2 separate regions of the Homo sapiens genome follow, and region 2 is linked to region 1. Evidence: chromatin loops called from intact Hi-C (ENCODE). Cell type or tissue: B cell. All regions are shown on one strand. Each heading gives the region's core, and the rest is flanking DNA. Links, peaks and the distances in the headings are about the cores only. Region 1 overlaps EBPL (EBP like). Region 2 has its middle 41 kb from the start of C13orf42.

Region 1 (2,802 bases), core at 63-2,562:
AAGACTTTTGGAAAGGATCTACAAGACCACAAATATATATGTACAATAAAAAGAAAGTTGATATTAAAAGTATGGGAAAACCACCCAGTTTAAACCCCACAAGCTCTTCCATCTGCACTCACTACCAACATTTTTTTTTTTTTTTTGAGAGGGAGTCTTGCTCTGTCACCCAGACTGGAGTGCAGTGGCGTGATCTCGGCTCACTGCAAGCTCCACCTCCTGGGTTCACGCCATTCTCTTGCCTCAGCCTCCCAAGTACCTGGGACTACAGGGGCCCGCCACCACGCCCAGCCAATTTTTTATATTTTTAGCACAGACAGGATTTCACCGTGTTAGCCAGGATAGTCTCCATCTCCTGACCTGGTGATCTACCTGCCTCAGCCTCCCAAAGTGCTGGGATTACAGGCGTGAGCCACCATGCCCGGCCATTCACTACCAACATTTTTTATTTTATGTATTGTTTTTTAGAGATGGACTCTTGCTCTGTCGCCCGGGCTGGAGTGCAGTGGTGCAACTGTGACTCAATGCAGCCTTGAACTCCTGGGCTCAAAAGATTCTCCCGCCTCAGCCTCCTGAGTAGCTGGGACTACAGGTGTGCACCACCACACCTGGCTCATTTAAAAAACTTTTTTTAAAGATAGGGTCTTGCTATGTTGCCCAGGCTCAAATATTGTTTAATATAATAGCTTTATTAAGATGTAATTCACATGCCACACAATCTACCTATTTAAATAATTGGTTTTAGTAGAATCACAGGTTTGAATCACCACAATCTAATTTTAGAACATTTCATTACCCCAAAAAGAAATCCGTGCCCATTAGCAGTCACTCCTCATTTCCCCCCAACACCCCCACCCCTACCCTCATTCCCACGCAACCAGTAATCTACAGTATCTCTACAGACTCACCTATTCTGGACATTTCATATAAATGAAGTCATACAGTATATAATAGAGGCGTTTGACAGTCACACTTGCAATAAACCTCCTCCAACATTTCAAACGCAAACGTTTTTAATTACTTACATAAAGAAGCAATCAAGCCATCGGAATTTGCAACGTTTCCTACTAAAGACAAGTAGACAAAAGGGCCTTCCTAGAGAGGAGAAAATGAAGACATGCTCTAATACAGCATCACAACCACAGGATGGCACTGTAGACACATGGCATTGCCTGGCTCCATCCCCCACCCTTCTCCATGGCTCACATCCTGGCCACAGCCTGGAAACATCCATACAACCTTGTGGGATACAATCTTGGGACCTGGTTACCTGGACCTTGGAAATGGGTATGTCTCACCCTAATGTACAATTAATGTTGTTTTTCAATGATTGGCACTGTAAAAGCAGAGATGTGTTCTTATGTGGAAAAAGTGAAATTTTTGCATAAGAGTTTAACTACTGTATTAAATAGAGTAAGCTCTAGATTATTCCAGGGATCTTAAGTCTTTGCGGAGAACCCCACAGAAGTTCACTTTTTTTTAACTCAAAAAAATCTAAGATCTTAAAGAGAAAGGCAATCAAGTTTATACCAGCATTGAGCAATCCTCCCCCCTTCTCCTATATAAGGGCAAGTTTAGGAAGATTTAAAACAGTTACAGGCTACATTTAACATTCAGGTAATAAAATATCTGCAATTACAGTTAGTATTTTCCCATCACTGAAGTGCTTCTTTGCCTAAGATTTCTAAAACTAAACAGCTAGAAGCCACTGGGATATGTAATTGTCATGTTGCTCCTTTGAACAAATTTTGCTGCTGGTCAATAAAACTTTTTTCTCATTCCTTTTAAACAATCATTTGTATGACATTAAAACTGGGTCCTGCCACCCCAGAGGTCACCACTCTCAATCACATCTCTTTGCAGTTCCCGCGGTGATTTCATAATATACTTACACTGCTATTTCCTTCGACTACTAGCAGGAAAAGCTATTGTTTGATTGATACTCCTTCCTCTCCCGTTTCCAGTCCTTCGAGTTTCTGATATATTATTCTATTACTTACACAAATTTGTAACTTAAGTAAAAAAACTGAAAACCTCAGCTCACTCACTCATCAATTTTGTGCAGTCTCTGGGCTTCTAAACCACGAAAGAGTATGACAGCCTCTACCAGGCTCCCCGCACCCTGTTCCCAACTCTCAATTTCTGTCCAGTTTGCTTGTGCATTGTTGAGACTGATTACATGTCCTTTCTTGTTCTCTAAACATATTTGTTTTCCCTGTTTTATCTGTAACTGGATTCTAAAAGCTGAAAAAGCCAATTAACAGCATTTACAATGTTGTGATTATGGAAACAGCGTTCACTGTAATGGGCCACAATTTCTTTCCTTAGGGATCCCGTATCCTGACTCCTGTGTCATTTAAGGATAATGCTGCAAATGAAGTATCCTTTGTTTTCTTTTTCTGAGATAGTCTCACTCTGAAGCTGAAGATAGGCTGGAGTGTGGTGGTGCAACCTCAGCTCACTGCAACCTACGCCTCCCGGGTTCAAGCGATTCCAGTGCCTCAGACTCTCAAGTAGCTGGGACCACAGGCGTGTGACACCACATTCAGCTAATTTTTGTTATTTTTAGTAGAGATGGGATTTCACCATGTGGGCCAGGCTGGTCTTAAACTCCTGGCCTCAAGTGATTTCCCCACCTCGGCCTCCCAAAGTGCTGGGATTACAGGTGTGAGTCACCGTGCCAGGCTCCAAAAATCATATCCCTTAAAGGACATTAAAAAAATCATATGAGAAAAATAGCTGTGTTTTTAACAAATAAGTACTCCCCAGTCCACTTACTTTGCAACACTTTATTTTTACCAG
Region 2 (2,802 bases), core at 40-2,539, 1.4 Mb after region 1:
CGGACACAAGACAGGGTGTGGCTGAAGCTGGGCTCCCAGAGGCCCGTCTGTTAAAAAATACGCCCCCACCCCCCACCCCCCAGGCCTGCCAGGTCTCTGAAATTCTCATTCCTTTTAGCTACAACTTGGGAAACTTCTGACAGAATAAAAATATATTCCTTTGGCTGAACAGATTAGCTAGTATTCACCTAAGAAGGAAAAGGACATAGAACAGTTCAACTTTGATGTGTGTGCTTCAGAGGGACTGAGAGGATCAATTTCCACATCAGTCCAAGGCATAGAGTGCTCTCTGAGAGGCAGGCTCTGCAGAGGGAGGTCTCCATCACCTAGGGACCGCAGAGGCACAGAATGAAAGAGTTCAGCTTTACTCGTGTGGCAGGTGGTACTGGGATGGCCTTGAGTTTTCTCCCTTGGTAGGATTAATATCTCATTGAAAGATGTCTTGAGGCTGGGATAACCTGGCTAAAGGTGGAGCTATGATAAACAGCCAGATCTCTTTTGGCATATTTGCGTATTAGAAACTTTAGTATGCAGCAACAACTGAGTCAGCTATCAGTAAGAATCTTCAGGAAAAAAATAACCAGAAGACAGGGCGGTTTGTTTTCCTAAATGTTCATAGTAAGTGCTTGTACTCTTTTCATGCCAGCTGTAATAATAATCACTCACTTTCACCAAGCCTCACAATATGCCTGGCACAAAGCACTTTCCATGTTTTAGAATGAGCCACATGAAATTGCCATTTTTTACAGGTCAAAGACTTTAGAATTGAACGAACTGAACCACTTGCATTTCGTTCTACTTAATATTAATTCAGCCTTACCACAATCCTATAGTGTAGGTCCTATTATCATAAACACCCTTGACTGATGGGAGCATTGAGGTGAAGAGACATGAAGTAGCTTCCTTGAGGCTCCAAAACTAGTTAGTGTCAGAGCTGGTATTCACAACCAGGCCTATGTCCTATATCACCTTCAAGAGAAGAATAAAACTAGCTGCTGTTAACCCCTCTCTTTTTTCTGGAAGAGGTTTAGGCCTGTCTTGGAGTCAGACAATATCTTCAGAAAAAAAATCTCTTTTTCCAGGAATGTCAAAACTCTGGCTTATGTGAGCCCATTTTATTTCATCAGCCACACTGGAAAGTGAGGTTTGATTCACACATGTGGTTGAGTACAATGTTGTGAAAAACACCTGAAAATGGGCTCTGAATGTGGAATTCTGAATCCTTTGATTTCAGACAAGAGGTCCTTTGATTTCCCCTTAGGATGGATGAAACCAGCAAGAACTGAGGCATTTCCTACAGGGTGGTAACCAGCTAGTGAACCCAGCTCACCTCCTCAATTGCTAACGGCCCCATACTCGTTGACAATGATATCTGTGTATTCTAAGAACTAGAGGGCAGGGCTCTTTCCTTTTCAGTTTGATTTTCAAATCTTCAGCGATGCATTAAGAGGACCAGCGGGATTGCTGAGCGTAAAGCGCCACCGTGTGGCCAAAGCCCCACATGCCAACAGGACGCTGTGTAAGTCATTCCCGCAGGAAGGGAGGCAGGAGGTGTGTGGCTCTGAAGACTCACAAATCCTGACCAGGTGCAGGATCATGGCTCAGAGGACTGGGCTCAAGTCTGAGTCTTCACCCTGCAACTGGTACTTGAGGTCTGGAGTAATCATGAAAAAGTCCTCTGTCTTTCCCAAGTGATAGTGCCCCTCAGTGTAAAATGAGGCTACAACCTTCTCCAGGTGCAGTGGTCCCAGAACTGCAAAGAGAATATACATCTGACTTTGTACATTATGTACAGAACCCAGGCAAGAATGGAGGTGAGGTCTCGCAACACTGGCACTCGAGGTAAGGGCTCCTCAAGACCAAAGTCAACAATCTTCAAATCTAACCTAATCTATACTTCCATTTGATAAAGGAAAAGTTGCAAATAAACCAGGTGATCTGGGGACTATATATAAGGAGGCATGACAAAAAAGGATTGTTACATTGTAACCAACTGAATGTAACTTGCAGATTTATGTATTTTGAGAGCCCTAATAATAATAATAATATGAACTGAATATTTATTGTGCTTACTCTGCCAGACACCAGGCCAAGGGCTTTATGTGCATTATGCTATCAGGTGCTCATGAGGGTCCCATGAGCCCAATCTTAACCACAAGTCGGTGCAGTGCTGTCTTCTTCAAAACAGCTTTCTCAGGAGACTGTACTTCCTCCAATTGAAACATTTTGAGAATTTCTCTTTTACAGCTACTTTCAGAGTGTGTGGCACAATTTTTGAATATCCTAAGTGATAGCAAATCAACATTCTTTCATTATGACAATAGTTAACAGTTACTATCTACCAGGCACTTTAACAGGTGTAAATTCATTTAACCTTCACCATGACACTATATGTTAGGAAATGTTATTATCGTGCCCAATTCCCATTTGAGAAAAATAAGGCGTAGAGGGCCTAAATCATCTGCCCACTTTTACACAGCCAGGGCCTCAGGCCTGCAGCTTGGATGAGACCGTGTGAGACAGGGTGAGGCTGGGTAGTTTTTTCTTTGCATGAGGGGGTACTCGGGATCCAGAGTCCATCCGCACTCCCACCCAGTGCAGGCCAGAGACCACTCAGTGAAAGGAGCACCTAAGTCATGAATGACACTTCAGCTGCCCGTGGGCTTCTGCTACAGGCAACTGTCTCTCAGCAGGGCTTGAGTTTTAGAAACAGTCAGAAGGAGTGCAGAGCTGGGTCTCATGAGACAGGTTAGTGAGCTTTCAGCTGTGGACAGTCCGATTTTGAATAAAAATTGAGACTGT

What was found. Hi-C counts contacts between places; a loop is a spot of excess contacts. Peaks named below come from ENCODE experiments on the same cell type or tissue, not always from the same donor. Only the 100,000 strongest peaks of a DNase experiment are listed, where the experiment ranks them.
Region 2: it touches region 1 in a loop (8-fold over the local background); 18 of 110 quality-filtered maps call a loop at or near these places.

What each region holds. Positions count from the first base shown.
Region 1 is chr13:49,668,752-49,671,553 of GRCh38, forward strand. It overlaps EBPL (EBP like), which reads right to left. Exons shown (of 4, transcript NM_032565.5): 2 at 1,026-1,095. Among named protein-coding and RNA genes, the nearest start is that of EBPL, 21 kb to the right of the region's middle. In B cell, for the core only: a CTCF peak has its summit at 1,146 (motif pointing right); a DNase peak (open chromatin) is centred at 1,160.
Region 2 is chr13:51,068,751-51,071,552 of GRCh38, forward strand. No RefSeq gene overlaps it. Among named protein-coding and RNA genes, the nearest start is that of C13orf42, 41 kb to the right of the region's middle. In B cell, for the core only: CTCF peaks have their summits at 1,509 (motif pointing left) and 1,708; a DNase peak (open chromatin) is centred at 1,491.